Linked DNA regions of Homo sapiens: region 2 is linked to region 1. A link is a contact called in ENCODE Hi-C data. All regions are on one chromosome and are shown on one strand. The core of a region is the stretch at or near the end of the contact, and the rest is flanking DNA. Distances in the headings are between cores, read along the strand shown.

What was found. Hi-C counts contacts between places; a loop is a spot of excess contacts on that map. Pooled maps may share reads with other maps.
Region 2: a loop to region 1 is called in a map with no recorded cell type, with 29 times the contacts of the local background. The contact joins two enhancer-like sites. A Hi-C loop is called at or near these places in 1 of 168 maps with a recorded cell type or tissue (GM12878), 23 of 37 single-sample maps with no recorded cell type and 9 of 50 pooled maps.

What each region holds. Positions count from the first base shown.
Region 1 is chr7:35,720,975-35,728,356 of GRCh38, reverse strand. No RefSeq gene overlaps it. Among named protein-coding and RNA genes, the nearest start is that of LINC03013, 8.2 kb to the right of the region's middle. Within about 2 kb of position 2,881, at least 7 of the 41 ENCODE cell types and tissues checked have a DNase peak (open chromatin) inside an H3K27ac peak, as active enhancers do; they include GM12878, where a contact is called at or near this core.
Region 2 is chr7:37,332,597-37,339,978 of GRCh38, reverse strand. All of the region lies in intron 2 of ELMO1 (engulfment and cell motility 1), which reads left to right. Among named protein-coding and RNA genes, the nearest start is that of ELMO1, 110 kb to the left of the region's middle. Within about 2 kb of position 3,583, at least 7 of the 41 ENCODE cell types and tissues checked have a DNase peak (open chromatin) inside an H3K27ac peak, as active enhancers do; they include GM12878, where a contact is called at or near this core.

The sequences.
Region 1 (7,382 bases), core at 1,632-4,131:
AGTTTACACATGAAACTGTTAAGAGTGGAGTGTGTGTCTGGGAAAGGAATGGGACTGGGCTGGTGTGGAGTTGTGAAGGAGGATCGCGGCTTTTTAAAAAGTAGCTTTATTGTGGCATCATTTACATATAAAAGACTATAGCTTTTATATGAGTTTGATTTTTTTTACAATGAACTTGTATTCACATGTTGCTTATATAATATGAAAAATAACTAGTTAAAAATATTAACAGCAGGAGTGGGCAATATATCAAGTGCTTTAGCCTAAGCTGTAATCCATGTAGGGAAAGCTCTGCAGAGATGCTGACATTCATAAATGTTACTATTTACCATGTTCCAGGCACTATGCTAGGCCTTGAAGGGCTATCAATATGGGCATGATCCCTCTCTGTGTTATCTGCAATAATTAAATACACAATTTGTGTCAACCTTTACTCATTATGAAGAAGTAAAGAGGGCAACACCAGGCCTAGTCTAGTCAGTGTAGGCTCCCTTGAGGCCATGACTCACCAGCTAACACCCAAAAGTTGAGTAAAAACAGCTTAGTTACTGGAGGGACATGCACAGGCAGTAGGGGACAGTCAAGCTGAGCTGATGCTGATTGCTTCCCTGGTTCCTGTGCTCAGGGAAGCTGTTCTAACAAGAGAGAGTTCTTTAGAAAGTGTTTCTCATTGGAACCTGGTGGGGGTGTGGGGGTCGCCAGTCTATTGGAAGTGTGTGTAAATTATGGGAGGAGTCTGTGAGGGCTGTCGCCATGCCTCCCACAGTGCTGGACCCACTGTCTGTACCCCAGGTGGCTCTCGCCTGAGAGGGGGAAGCCAGTGGCATGCATCTTGCAGTGATTGACAAGGCTGCTTGGAGGTGGCTCAAAAACTAAGGACACTCTGGAATCAACAATGATGCCAAAGGTGCTGATGTCCATCAACCCCCTCATCCTTTGATAGGAACAACTGACATTTTTCTCAGTCTTTAGTATAGTAGTGTGCAATGTTCAAGACAAGTCCTTTGTTCAGCTTCCATCCATATTTCCAGCCATAAGTTCTCCTTGAAAAGAAATGCTGAACCTTGTGGTTAAAAGGTACCCATGGCGCAGGCTTCATTCTTCCAGAGCTTGTATTTTTCCTCTTTTTTGCATAATTCAATTCAAATGTTTTTTGCTTGAGTCTTGGTTTTCCAAATTTATAGATGTTTCAGCTATGGCTGTCATCCCCTTATTTTATTATAAGTCACCAATCTCCTTATTTTATTGTAAGCCACCCATTTTTTTCATGAGATTAGGTTACTCACAAAGTAGCCCATTAATTGCAATTATAGTTTAATTACAGCATGTCCAGGTCTCTCCAGACCATATAAAATCAGGTTACATTTCCTTTTGATGTCCAAATTACAAAGGTAACAACATACTCTTAGCTTGACCTCAGTGTCCTCCAGCTATTTCTGGGCGTCTCCAATGGGGTGTGTCATTCGTGTTTATAAACCAGCTGCCATAACCGCATGGATCCACCTGGTCCTTTCTCTCCTGCTCTGGTTCCTCCAGGTCTGCTTTCTGCAGGGCCACATGGAAATCCTCAGTGTTGTCACAGCCCATCATGAAAGCAGTGCTGATTAAGCTCAAAACACAGTCCTGCCCTGTGCTGCCTGGTGGGGGTGAGGGAAAGCTGGTCCATTGGAAGTGTGTGAGATTCTGGGAGGAGTCTGTTAGGGCGGTTGCTGTGCTTCCCCCAGTGCCGGACCCACTGTCCATACCCCAGGTGACTCTCACCTAAGAAGAGGAAGCTAGTGCCATGCATCTTGTAGTGGCCTGCCAGCCCAGCCAGTCCTCAGGTTGTCAAAGCAGAGGGGGTTTTATGCACAAGCAGGGAAAATGGCCTCTCATCTCAGCACTGAGCTACACTTTGTCACCTGGGAGCTGAAGCAATGATGCTTGGAACTGAGAACCATAAAGGGTTTTTTGTGGACAGTTTCCCTGCTTTCTGGCTCTTATGCATCTAACCATTGGGGTCTAAAACCAAATCCAAAGAGCTAGGAAGGAAGAGAATCCATACCATCCTTCCAACCTCCTCCTCTTGGTTCTTAGCTCTCTCAGCAACACTTGGTTCTACTCCCCAGGTCACAAAGCAAAACTTCCCAACCATATCAACAGAGACAAACAGATACTCTTGTGTCTGTGAGAGTGTAGGTGTGCTGATGGGTGTCTACACTAACAGTCTACAATTAGGTTTGACTGGTCAAAATATATTTTATGTGCTACTTAATAGTTTTAATTCACTCTAATAACTGAAATATCTGGTTTTAAGTAGATTCTGAAGAGAAATGCTCCACATTACAGTGTCTTTCCCTAAAAGATAGAACCTACATACACATTGGCCGGGTGCGGTGGCTCACGCCTGTAATCCCAGCACTTTGGGAGGCCGAGGCGGGCAGATCACGAGGTCAGGAGATCGAGACCATCTTGACTAACACGGTGAAAACCCATCTCTACTAAAAATACAAAAAATTAGCCGGGCGTGGTGGCAGGCGCCTGTAATCCCAGCTACTCAGGAGGCTGAGGCAGGAGAATGGCATGAACCCGGGAGGCGGAGCTTGCAGTGAGCCGAGATAGCGCCACTGCAGTCCGGCCTGGGTGAAAGAGCAAGACTCCATCTCAAAAAATAAAAATAAAAATAGTAAAAATAAAAAAAAAATAAAAAAAGAACCTACATACACATTGATGTCATGTAATTCACAGGAGCTGCACAGGTGAGAACCTGTTTGTTGTGGGAAGAAGCAAGAGCTCCTCCCCACTTCCCGTGCAGGGCTGGGGTACGCAGCTGCTGTTTAAGAGCAAGGCCTGAGGTCTAGCAATGTTCTTGCCCATGTGAGGCCTGGTTTTGCCTCAAAGTAGAACTTCTGAAACAGAAAGTTTCCTTATCTCCCTGGCAGGACATGCGACAGATGTGCGGCTCGCATGTTCAGTGTCCCACTGCTCAAACCCCTAGGGGGAGCATGCAGACAGGTCGTGGGGAGCTCCGGACAACTGACATTTTTCTCAGTCTTTAGTAGAGTAGCATGCGGTGTTAAAGACGAGTCCTCGGTTCATCTTCCATCCATATTTCCAGACATAAGTTCTCCTTGAAAAGAAATGCTGAAACTTGTGGTTAAAAGGTACCCATGGAGCTCCGACCTCACAGCAGTGCCTAGGGTTGAGTATTTACAGCTCCTGAAGCCCCAGTGGGCATGTGTTACAGTGTGCTCTTTCAGTTTTGCCGTCTGCAGGCAACTTGTGTTAACCAGCTCAATTAGACCCTCTGCCGTATGACAAGGACAGAGGGCCTCTGTATCCTCAGTTCTTGCCCTAGCGTACCGGAAAGAATCGGATAACATGTAGGCTTGGAAGATCGGTGCAAGGTTTTATTGTGTGGTGGAGGTTGCTCTCAGCAAGGTGGATGGGGAGCCAGAAGGGGGATGGAGTGGGAAGGCGGTCTTCCCCTGGAGTCAGGCTGTCCAGCGGCTGGACTCTCCTCTGACTGCCCCGACCGAATTTTCTGCATCGTCTTGCCTCAATGGCCTGCTGTTGTCTGCTGGTGTCTGTCGGTGCGCTCTTCTGCTCCTCTGCTCCTCTCAACGTCCAACTGCTTGTGTCCACGCCCGCTAGGGTCTCAGGGTTTTTATGGGCACAGGATGGGGGTGTGGCAGGCCAGAGTGGTCTTGGAAAATGCAACATTTGGGCATGAAAACACGGGTGCCTGTTCTTACTTAGGTCCATGGGCACAAGCCTGAGGGTGGAGCCCTCGCCAGGAACCCCACCCTTGTCTACCCAGCACTTCCCTGGCCACCTCCTGTGTCACTTCTACTGTTTCCTGGTGAAAATAGTAACACTGAGAATGAGTTGGGGTGGAACATTGACCTCTCAAAACATTTATCATTTTCTCATGTAACAATGATGGTGTCATTTCCTGTTAGGGGCATTGGGGAATAAAAACACTTTTTAAAAAGTATAAAACATTCTCTTTGGAAATTTACAATAAAAAAAAAACACGATTCTTTAGTGAGTACTTATCCAGGCACTATTTAATTTACACTCAACATGGAGCCTATCAGTCAATCGTCATATAAGGTAGAAGCTACCATAGCTTCATTTTACGAATGAAGAAACTGAGGTGTAGACAAGTTGAGTAGCTCACTCAAGGACACAGCAGAGTCAAGATTCAGACCTGGATATCCCGATTCCGGGAGCTTTGCTCTTACCTGATGCACTCTTCCCCTCACCTTTAAGAATTTGAAGACTGTTGCCAGTCAGTTCATCAGATTCCCCTCAGTATGTATTTGAACACAGCACAATCTGTAAGTTGGTGTAAAAGCAGTCATTGACTGGCAAGAATTCTAAGGGTAATCTCATCAAATTACAATGCTCATCTTTCTGAGTAGAAATTTGGGTTTAAAGCTTTAAATTCTTAAAAAATAATACAGCCTCTAAAAAAACCCTACCACTGGTTATATTTATATCTACTTGTGTTATGATATAGAAACTTAGTTTCATAAGTAACTGCCAACATGTTTCCCAAAGTGGCTGTACCATTTTGCATTCCCACCAGCAATGAATGAGAATTCCTGTTGCTCCTCACCCTTGGCAGCATCTGGGGTTGTCATATTCTGGATTTTGGCCATTCCTATAGGTTTGTGTAGTGGTATCTCACTGTTGTTTTAATTGGCATTTTCCTGATGACATATGATGTGAAGCATCTTTTCATATGCTTATTTGCTATCTGCATATCTTCTTTGATGACATGTCTTGTCAAGATCTTTTGCCCACTGTTCAAATGAGTTGTTTTCTTATTGTTGAGTTTTAATAGTTTAAATGTAGAGAGAAATAGATGATGTTTGTTTACTAGAGTAATCAAGATATAATCATTTTAAGAGCTAGTTGATAGCAAATATAAGTTATTTGCTCTAAATTTGATAATATAGAAATCTATCTCTAATATAATAATAATAGTGAGAGACTGTATTCTTGTAGGGAAATTTTTTCTAAAAAGCGTGGTAAAGCTCTGATGATTCTATAATAGGTTCAAAGGATTGGATTTGTTAGATGTTGATGATGTTGATGGGTTGCTAGATGTTAGATCATGACTCATGATCTAACATCATCTAACACAATCTAACGTGATCATCGTCATGACTCATGATGAGAGAGAGCACAGCATAGTGGTTAAAAGTATGGATGCTGGCGTTCAAGTCCCAGTATTGACACTTATTATTTGTGTGACATTGGGCAAATTACTCAATCAGTGTGGCCTCAGTTTCCTAACCTGAGAAATAGGGAGTACAATATTACCTACCATTGTGGACTGAATGTTTGTGTCCCCCAAAATGCATATGTTGAACCCCTAACCCCCAATGTAGCTGTATTTGGATATGGATATGGTGGCTCTAAGAAAGTAATTAAGGTTGAATGAGGTGTTAAAGATGGAGCCCTGATCCCATAAATTAGTATCTTCATAAGAAGAGACACCAGAGAGCTCACTCACTCTGAGGAACACAGAGGAAAGGCCAGGTGAGCACACAGTGAGAAGGCAGCTGTCTGCCACCTACGAGGAGAGCCCTCACCAGACACCAGCTCTGCTATACCTTGGTCTTGAACTTCCAGTCTCTGGAACTGTAAGAAAATAAATGTTCGTTGTTTAAGCCACCTAGTCCATGGTGTTTTGTTATGGCAGCCCAAGCTGACTAATACCTGCCTTGCAGGGCTGTTGAAGGATGAAATGAGTCAATACACATGAAACGCTTTGCACAGTGTCTGGCACATGGGAAGCACTATATAAGTGTTAGCTGGAATTGCTGACCTCAGATCTGTAGATCTGGGGTTTGAGAATTGGTGATGTTTTGCACAAGTGTGATATACATAATTGTACTGAGTTTTGAAAAACATATTTGAATAACTAATTTTAAATTAATTAAGTGGGAAAACATTTTCATTCTAAAGTCAACCCAGTCGGATGAGAGTAAACATACCAATCTAGGTTAGGGCCAACATCTCATGCCTTCCTCCTTTCCTCCACTTCTCCTCGGTTCCCTCTTCCCTGGATATAACCTCTACCCAACGATAAGCAAGTTGTAATGGGTCTCTGGGGAAAGAGAAGACAGAACAGGAAATGTCTGCATAGATAGGGGAAGCCTGTAAAATGCAGATGATGGTTGTAATTTTAGGAGTTCAAATATAAATGGCATCGAGTTGAACTCTAATTTTAAAATAGTAGAGGCTAAAATGCTTAAATGTTAGTCTTTAAATGATTTTTTTCCTTTTATTGTATTTGACTTGTACATATTTGGATCCTTAAATCTTTAGATAACTATCATAAAAGTCAATTTAGGATGGAAGAATTATTTTCTGTGAAGGGTCAGGGAACCATGGACAAAGAAACAACTGCTTTAGATAAATATTAAAATATACTTTCAGTCCCAAAGTATCACCTTAAAGGGGGAAGAGGAAGAAAAGCTGGACAAGCAGGAAGAAAGAGGGAGAAATGTAAAGAAAGAGAAAGGAAAAGAAATAGAAAAAGAAGAGAAAGGAGGAAATAGAAGCAAGGGAATAAAAAGAGCGTTATAATAAAATTTGGTTCTATAGGTTTTGAGGGGTTTTTGTCAAGGTCATTTGTAAAGTTCCTCCAGCGGAAAGGAACAAGAATTTTCTGCACCTTTTTAAAATGTAGATGAACTAATTGGCAAGTGTTTATATGGCTTCCACTGTCCCCACCCTGGGAAGAACAATTTTTGGCCTGCCTGTGTGACAGATATCCTGGCCCTCCAGATTTGGAGATGTAGCACTCGGTCTAGTTTTAGCAGTAAGATTTAGACTGGTGAATGACTGTCCCACTTCCTCCTTCCTCAAATGCATGGATAGGTAAGACCTTCCCTGAGCTGGGGGATTCCATCTGGCCCACCTCTTGCTTCCCTGGGCTAGAGACTCTGCAAGCTGCTGTCTCCACAGGGCTTAGGTCCTGATAGAAACCAACTGAGAGACAGTGGCATTTAGGACTATACATGTGGGCATATGTCGGACACAGAGAATGACTAAGAGAGATATCTTTAGCTCCCTTCCTGTCTTCTTCAGGCTCCCATCCAGCAAGAATATACCCTTCCAGGTTTTTATAGTTTGGGAGTAGAGAATGACATTTTTTAATTAGTTCAATCAATATTTATTGAGCATATACTATGTTACAGGCAATGTGGATACAGATAGGCATTGGAGAAAATGTCAAAGTTCCTGCCTCCTTGAGTCTGCAGTCAGGAAGGCAATAAATATCCCTTATTTGGGCAATTTTGTACTCTTCCAATATGTGACCAAATATGGGCACATCTTCCAATACACAGACTGACCCCTGTCCCCTTTATGTAAATAAAGAA
Region 2 (7,382 bases), core at 2,334-4,833, 1.6 Mb before region 1:
ATTTTAGGAAAAGTCTTCAGTTTGGGGTTCTCTCACATATCCTGCTGATCAGATTCGAGTTTTGTATTTTTGGCAGAAATGTAGAGAAATGATGTGTCCTTTTTGGCTCATCATATCAAGAGGTACATGGTGTTGCATTGCCTAATTCTTGATAATTATTCTGGTTTTACAGATGACAAGTGTAAACAGTTGGTTAAATTATAGGCCTCCTATTAATCACATATGGAAACCTAGACGGGCAATTAGGAACCCAGTTCCTAATTGCCCTGCAGTTGCTGGAATTACAATGAGACTTATGGAAGTGTTGCTGTCAGATGTTGTTTCTTGATTGAATCAGAAGTTGGCACAAGAATTAGAAGTATGTTTTCACATGCAATGAAGAGTAGAAGAAATGATTATTACTTGGGTTTTCTCCTAATCTTCTACCTTGTTCAGTAAAGATCACATAACCTGCCTCTCTCCCATAGCATGTTAGCTTCATTTAGAAAGCTCTTTGCTTCTTTTTAGCCTGGATAGCTGCTATTTCACTAAAAGCCGTTTCCAAAAGTTGGGTTAAGCACTGCTGCTCTATTGTCTCCCAAAATTTTGGGTGCCCCTCCACTTATCACATTGTATTGTCCTTGTCTATCAACTGAACCCAGTGGTCCTCAACCTTGACTGTGTACAAGAAGCATCCAGGGAGCTTGTACAAAATGCATATACCAGCTTGTGCAAAATGCAGCCCCAGCTGCAGAGATTGTGATTCTGCTGGCCAGGGGCAGGGCTTTTCATCTGCATCTGTGATAAGCACCAGATGAATCTAATCCAAGGGCTTCCACAGTTTGAGAAGCAGTCATTAGACTGGGAACTGCCTGTCTTTGAGTGTTGTTTCTCCTTGCCTGGTGAACAGTCCTTAAAATGAAAAGATATTTCATGAATGAATAACTGGGAGGCGGTGCTTCCTGAGTAGTGATTATCTTATCAGGTGCTCAATTCTGCTCAGCCACCCTCCATCAGTGCCTGGAGTTTTCAGAGGGACGTCTGCCCATGATGGACTTGTTTATCTTCTTTCTAAATATTTAGGAGAAAATTCTGTGTTTCCACTCAGCAGGAAAAATCCCCAGGAGCTTCTTAGACATGGACTTTGCTGTATCACAGGAAGGTCTCAAAAGAATTATCAACTCACTGGTTCCTGACTCCTGCTCTCGCCTTCACAATGTATTGTTGAGTTTCAAGCCCGGGGAGCCGCTTGAGGATGAGGATGCTTGTTGTCTGGATATATCAAGGCTCCTGCATGCACTGTTCTTGTTAACCTATTATGTCCTGAATAATGTATTTGTTTCTCGGTCAAGAGTCTGGAATCCCAAACACTTCAATAAGCAGCATCTAGTAAGAGGCAGTGGGCTCCAAGGACATTTAAACCTGGATGTGAGCACTTGTTTTAGTTCCTTCAGCTGCTATAACAAAGTACCTTAAACTGGGAAATTTATGAACAACAGAAATTTATTGTTCACAGTTCTGGAGGCTGGGAAGTCCAAGATCAAGGCACCAGTGGATGTGGTGTGTGATGAGGGCTTGTTCCTCATAAATGGTGCCTTGTATGTTTCCCCACAGGCAAAAGGGGCAAACAGGCTCTGTCAAGCATGTTTTTATACCACCACCATGGGGGCCAGGTTTCAAACAGATGAATTTTGGGGAGACACAAACATTCAGACCATAGCAGTCCTGGAGCCCTGCTTTCTGTGAAAGGCTCAGTTAGCCTTGAGCCTCAGTTTCTTTGGGATAATAATTTGCTACTTTGATGGTCCTTGTGAAGATTAAAGAAATCATGTGAAAAGAGTGTAGCATGTTGCATAGCTTAGAGTGATTCCTCAATAAAAGCAGCCATTATTAGCTAGATTAGAAAATTAGGTACTCTGGTTTTCCTTTTCACCTGCACTTCCATTGTGAACATTTGCCCTCTGTTCTCATTCTTTCTCTGCCTAACTTTTTCAATGTTTAGGAAGGAGAAAAAATTAAAAGACAAGTGGGAGGCATCCTCTGGTAATAAAGAGGTGTCCTAATTGGACACATAGCCAATTTGTGCTATGGAATATTCACTGGCTCCCTAGTACTCTGTGATTTTTTTTTTCCATCTTGGCCACTCACCATTTCTGAGCAGCAGCTTTTCTGTTCCCTGCATAAACTCTTCAAGCCTCCAGTATTTCTTGTCTCTGCCCTGCCCCCTCAGGCCTTGCTTTTCAAGGAAGACACAGACCAGAAAGCTACCACTTCTGTCTTTGCCTAGAACTTCTCGGCCTACATATTTGCATGGCATCACAGACTACCTGATGCCTTTATCTCCTGCCTTCCTGTTTTGTTTTGCTTTTTCTACTGCTAGCAGAGAAGGGAAGAGGTGGTCCCAATTTGTTTCCAGTGCTTTCAGCTTATCCCAACCCCCAATGCTCCACATAGGTGTTTTTTTTTTTTTTTTTTTATACTTTAAGTTTTAGGGTACATGTGCACAACGTGCGGGTTAGTTACATATGTATACATGTGCCTTGTTAGTGTGCTGCACCCATTAACTCGTCATTTAACATTAGGTATATCGCCTAATGCTATCCCTCCCCCCTTCCCTTACCCCACAAGAGGCCCCGGTGTGTGATGTTCCCCTTCCTGTGTCCATGTGTTCTCATTGTTCAATTCCCACCTATGAGTGAGAACATGCAGTGTTTGGTTTTCTGTCCCTGCGATAGTTTGCTGAGAATGGATCCAAAGGACATGAACTCATCATTTTTTATGGCTGCATAGTATTCCATGGTGTATATGTGCCACATTTTCTTAATCCAGTCTATCATTGTTGGACATTTGGCTTGGTTCCAAGTCTTTGCTATTGTGAATAGTGCCGCAATAAACATACGTGTGCATGTGTCTTTAAAGCAGCATGATTTATAATCCTCTGGGTATATACCCAGTAATGAGATTGCGGGGTCAAATGATATTAGCCCATCCTTTCTACCCTACCTGGGGCTTTGTCCCAGCCATGTTCTCTTCTCTTATTCTTTTCTTCTTCTCTGTCTTCAACAGTGAACTCTTCTGTTTTCACCTTGGAAAATCCTCCCCTTGACCTAGTAACTCTCTTTTGGTAGTATTTTATTCTGTTTTTCCATTCCAGGCTTATTTAAATGTTACCAGTATATGCCATCTATGTTGTTCCATGCTTATTTTAATATTTGCATGAACAACAATTTACCTCTCTACAGGGCTCCCCTTTTTGGTGGCACCTCTGCCTTGGTTGTCCTCACCCTCTCGGTTACGCTCGGCAAAGCTGCCCATTCTCATCTTCTTGAAACTCTCCCTTCCTTCCTCTAGCTTCAGTGCCTGAGATTCTTCCTCCCTGTTTGATTCATCTGGGATTGTTTCCTTCCTGGTTCCTCTTCTTTCTAGATCAGTTCCAACCTCAGTGCTAAGCCCTCTGGTCTGTGTGTTCACTGTCGACACTCTTTGTCTTAGAGTCCATGTTCGCTCATGACGTTAAAGTTTCACCTCTGCCTACATACATAACAACAGTTCCCATCACCGGCATAGCCTGCCAGCTAACCACTAGTTTCATTTCTCTGTTGGGTGGATATATGGTTCCCCTCTCTAACTTCAGTTGTCTACAGACGAGACAAATGGTTAGTGAAACTGCCCATATGTTAACCTGAAGAAAGGAGTCTCACAGGTATTACCAACTTTTTGAGGTTATATCATGTAGAGGGGGGACCATTAGATATGTTCTTTTTTTTTTTCCTTGACGCAGGGTCTCACTGTGTCACCCAGGCTGGAGTACAAAGGCTCAATCAAAGCTCACTGCAACCTCTAATTCTGGGCTCAAGATATCCTCCTGCCTCAGCCTCTCGAGTAGCTGAGATTACAGGTGTGCACCACCATGACCAGCTAGTCTTTGTATTTTTAGTAGTGATGGGGTTTTGCCATGTTGCCCAGGCTGGTCTCAAACTCCTGGACTTAAGCGATCCTCCCACCTCAGCCTCCCAAAGTGCTGGGATTACAGTCCATGAACCACCACAGTGCCCTGCCTAGATGCGTTCTTTATGGCCCAAGTGTAGGAACTCCATCCTATTTGTGCTAGGAGACACATTTCACCTTCACCCAAGAAAAGCCAGCACGGGCCATCTCATCAGGCGAGGGGATCCATCATCTCTACCAAGTGTGCATCAGACAAATGCTTGGAGAAGATGTTCTGAGCATATTCAGGCCCAAAAAGGGCAATGGGAAGAGATACATAGTTTTCAACCTTAGTTCTGCTTCTCAAATGGCTTGGGGCAGAGGGGTGGCTGCCGAGGGCTTCCGGGCACCCCTCGCTCACTCCTGCTGCAGCACCTTTGTATTGTCCCATTTTCATTTGCGTATGATTTGGGGAAAGATTTTGTTTGAAAAAAGTTTATCAGTTTAAAAAAATAGACATGGATGATTCTTGAGCTTTCTGGTATTCCTGAGACTTCAGTCAGATTCTTTAGGGTGGCTTTGCATCCTTCCATATTTTTCATAAGCATTGTCCCTGGGCCAAGGTAGTGTCTGCAGGCACTGTATGTGATTCCCAGGTACCCCTCTGTTTTATAGAAGCTGCTCCTTTAGACGCTTGTTCCCGCACATTCATGGTCTTTTTTCATCTCTTGCCGTTTCCTTCTAAAAGTATGCCACCTTGAATGCCCCCTGCCTTCTCCCAGCTCTCTACTGCTTTAAATCCTGGCTTTGCTAAGCACTGCAGAGAGCCTCCTTTGTACTCAAACCTTTTCTGATCGCATTATAATGCAGTCTTTTCTCCAGTTTTCTAATTTCTTATATCATTTTCTTTGCCTGTAGCTTTTATTTGCAGTTAATATATTTCACACGTAACGTAATTTACATTTTTCTTTTTTCATGCTCACTTCTCTTGAAATAGATTATAAGCTCTTGGAGGTCAGCCAGTGGCTTACATACATTTGTATCCTTTGGTTCATCACATTGATCTCCGTTACTGTGTGTGTACAATAGGTTTCAATTCTGAACAGTGAAGATAAGAATAAAACACTGGTGGTCTTCATTCTCCAAACAGAAAAATTATAATAGCACGCCTACCCCAGTATATTGGGAAGGGTTTAATTCCCTAAAAGAAACACAGATGCATGTGTTTTAGGTAAGTGTGATTGCCTGCAGTTTTTCAACTACCATATTTCTATAGCATATTTAAGATATAATTCCATATGCATAAATTTGATTTACACAAGACCTTTGAAAAGCTCATTGAGTAAAACCCATTTGAGTTTTTGTACTTGACATGGAATTTTGCTCGTTAGTAGCAGTAATAATAACAGCAAGCACCACACACTATGTGGCAGGCAATAGAAGGCCTTGCACGTGGGATTTCATCACCTTACTACAGCCTTCAAGATCGGCTTAGGCTCCCTACTTCATAGTTATTCAAAGGTTCATTAACTTGCCCAAGATTACTCAGCTAGGAAGGTACTGATTTGAATCCAGCACTGTATAACACCAAAACCCAGGCAGTTTTTTGGTTTTTTTCTTGTTGTTGAGATGGAGTTTTGCTCTTGTTGCCCCGGCTGGAGTGCGATGGTGCAATCCTGGCTCACTGCAACCTCCGTCTCCCAGGTTCAAGCGATTCTCCTGCCTCAGCTTCCCGAGTAGCTGGGATTACAGGTGCCCGCCACCATGCCTGGCTAATTTTTGTATTTTTAGTAGAGACAGGGTTTCATCATGTTGGCCAGGCTTAGACATTGCCAAATGTCTCTTGGGCGGTGGACAGAGTCTCCTCCTGTTGAGAATGGACTAGGTCAGGGGCTCCTGAGCTTGCTTCTGTATCAGAATCACTCATGAAACATGTTGAAAATACACAGAGGATCATTGTGTAGTGATTCAAGGTTCAGGGATCCTTGTTTTTATGAAGCTCCCCTGGTGATGCTCATGCTGTTGGACCTACATTTGAAAACATTGTTGTGAAGCCCTTGAAATTTATCACTCTCCCTGCAGGAGCTACCTTTGGCTCCCACGGTAACTTTTAGTGAGTCCTTTAAAGATAGTGCCTCAATTTATCCATGAGGGAAATGGTCCTAAAAATTCTTAGCCTCTCCTTTACAGAGAGTACAAACATAGTTTTAAGAGCTCATTTTGCTCCAATTAAGAAAGCTGTAATAAAGACTGTGATACTGCACCATTGCTTTCATACCGTCATAATAGGTGAAATGACATTGGTAGAGGAATAGACATCCTTCATCTGATTTTTGCAACTTTTAGATTTGGTAATGTAACAGATATTTCTTAAACTTCCTTTAAAATGAAGTGACTGGGGTACTTACTTTTCTGGTTTTAGCTCTCTTTTCTTGTGTGAGAGAGTCTATATAACCTCATAAAATCTTAAAAATTTGCCAAGTTTTTGAAGAAAAACACAGCAAACATATCTCTCCCTTTAACTGAGCTGAGTTTAATTGAGCGAGAATGAACTCTGGCATTCTCCTTTTCCTTCAGCAAATGAAATGCAGATTTTTAGTTTGCTCTGTAGGTGGGTGCTGGTGGGATTCTCTTCTGTTCTACTTCCTTCCACAACACTGCCACTCTGAGAAGTTCGGGCAACTCAGGACACTCTTGTATTAACTATGTTTTCTTAAGACTTGATGACTAAGACCTCTGACATTTCTAGAACCTTTTGTGAATGTTACACTTTGTGCTTATTTTCCTGTTAGGTCAACAGGTTAATTGTGGCAGGATATCTAAATATGTGGATTTCAGTGTTGAGAAGGAACTCTGGGTACCCAGGAACAAACAGCTTGTACTTTAGGAGTATATAGACCAATGTGCAGTGTGTCCAGAACTCCAAGGAAATGAGAGCAGCCTCTAGCAAATAAAATATGTGCTTTTCTAGTTTCTTGTTCCTAGCTTTCCATCAAATGCATTCATGGGTCAATGGCATCACCATCATGCTTAACCCCCATCCCCACAATCTCCATAGCCCCTCAAATAGCAAGTCCTGTAAAATCAGCCTCCTAAGTGGGCTTGAGTCCATCCACCCTTTTTCCGTCCTAGCCGCCACTGCTGTAGCTTATTTCCCCTAGGTGGCTTCAGTAGCATAACAGCTGGCTGCCAGGCCACGCTTCTTCCTTCCCCTCCAATCCATTCCCCTAGGCCTAACATTCTGCACTGGCTTCCATTGCACTAGAATAGAATCCAGACGTCCTTGCTGTGTTGGCAGGGCCCCCTGCCCCCAGCTCTTGCCAGTGCACTGCCTTGCTTAGTGCCACTCTGGAGTTCCCCAACGCCACCATCTGAGTTCTCATCATATGCAAACATTTTCTCCTTTCACAAACACAAATTTCTTCCTACTTCCAAGTCTTTAAAAATGTGATTTTCTCTTAACTAGAAATTATCCT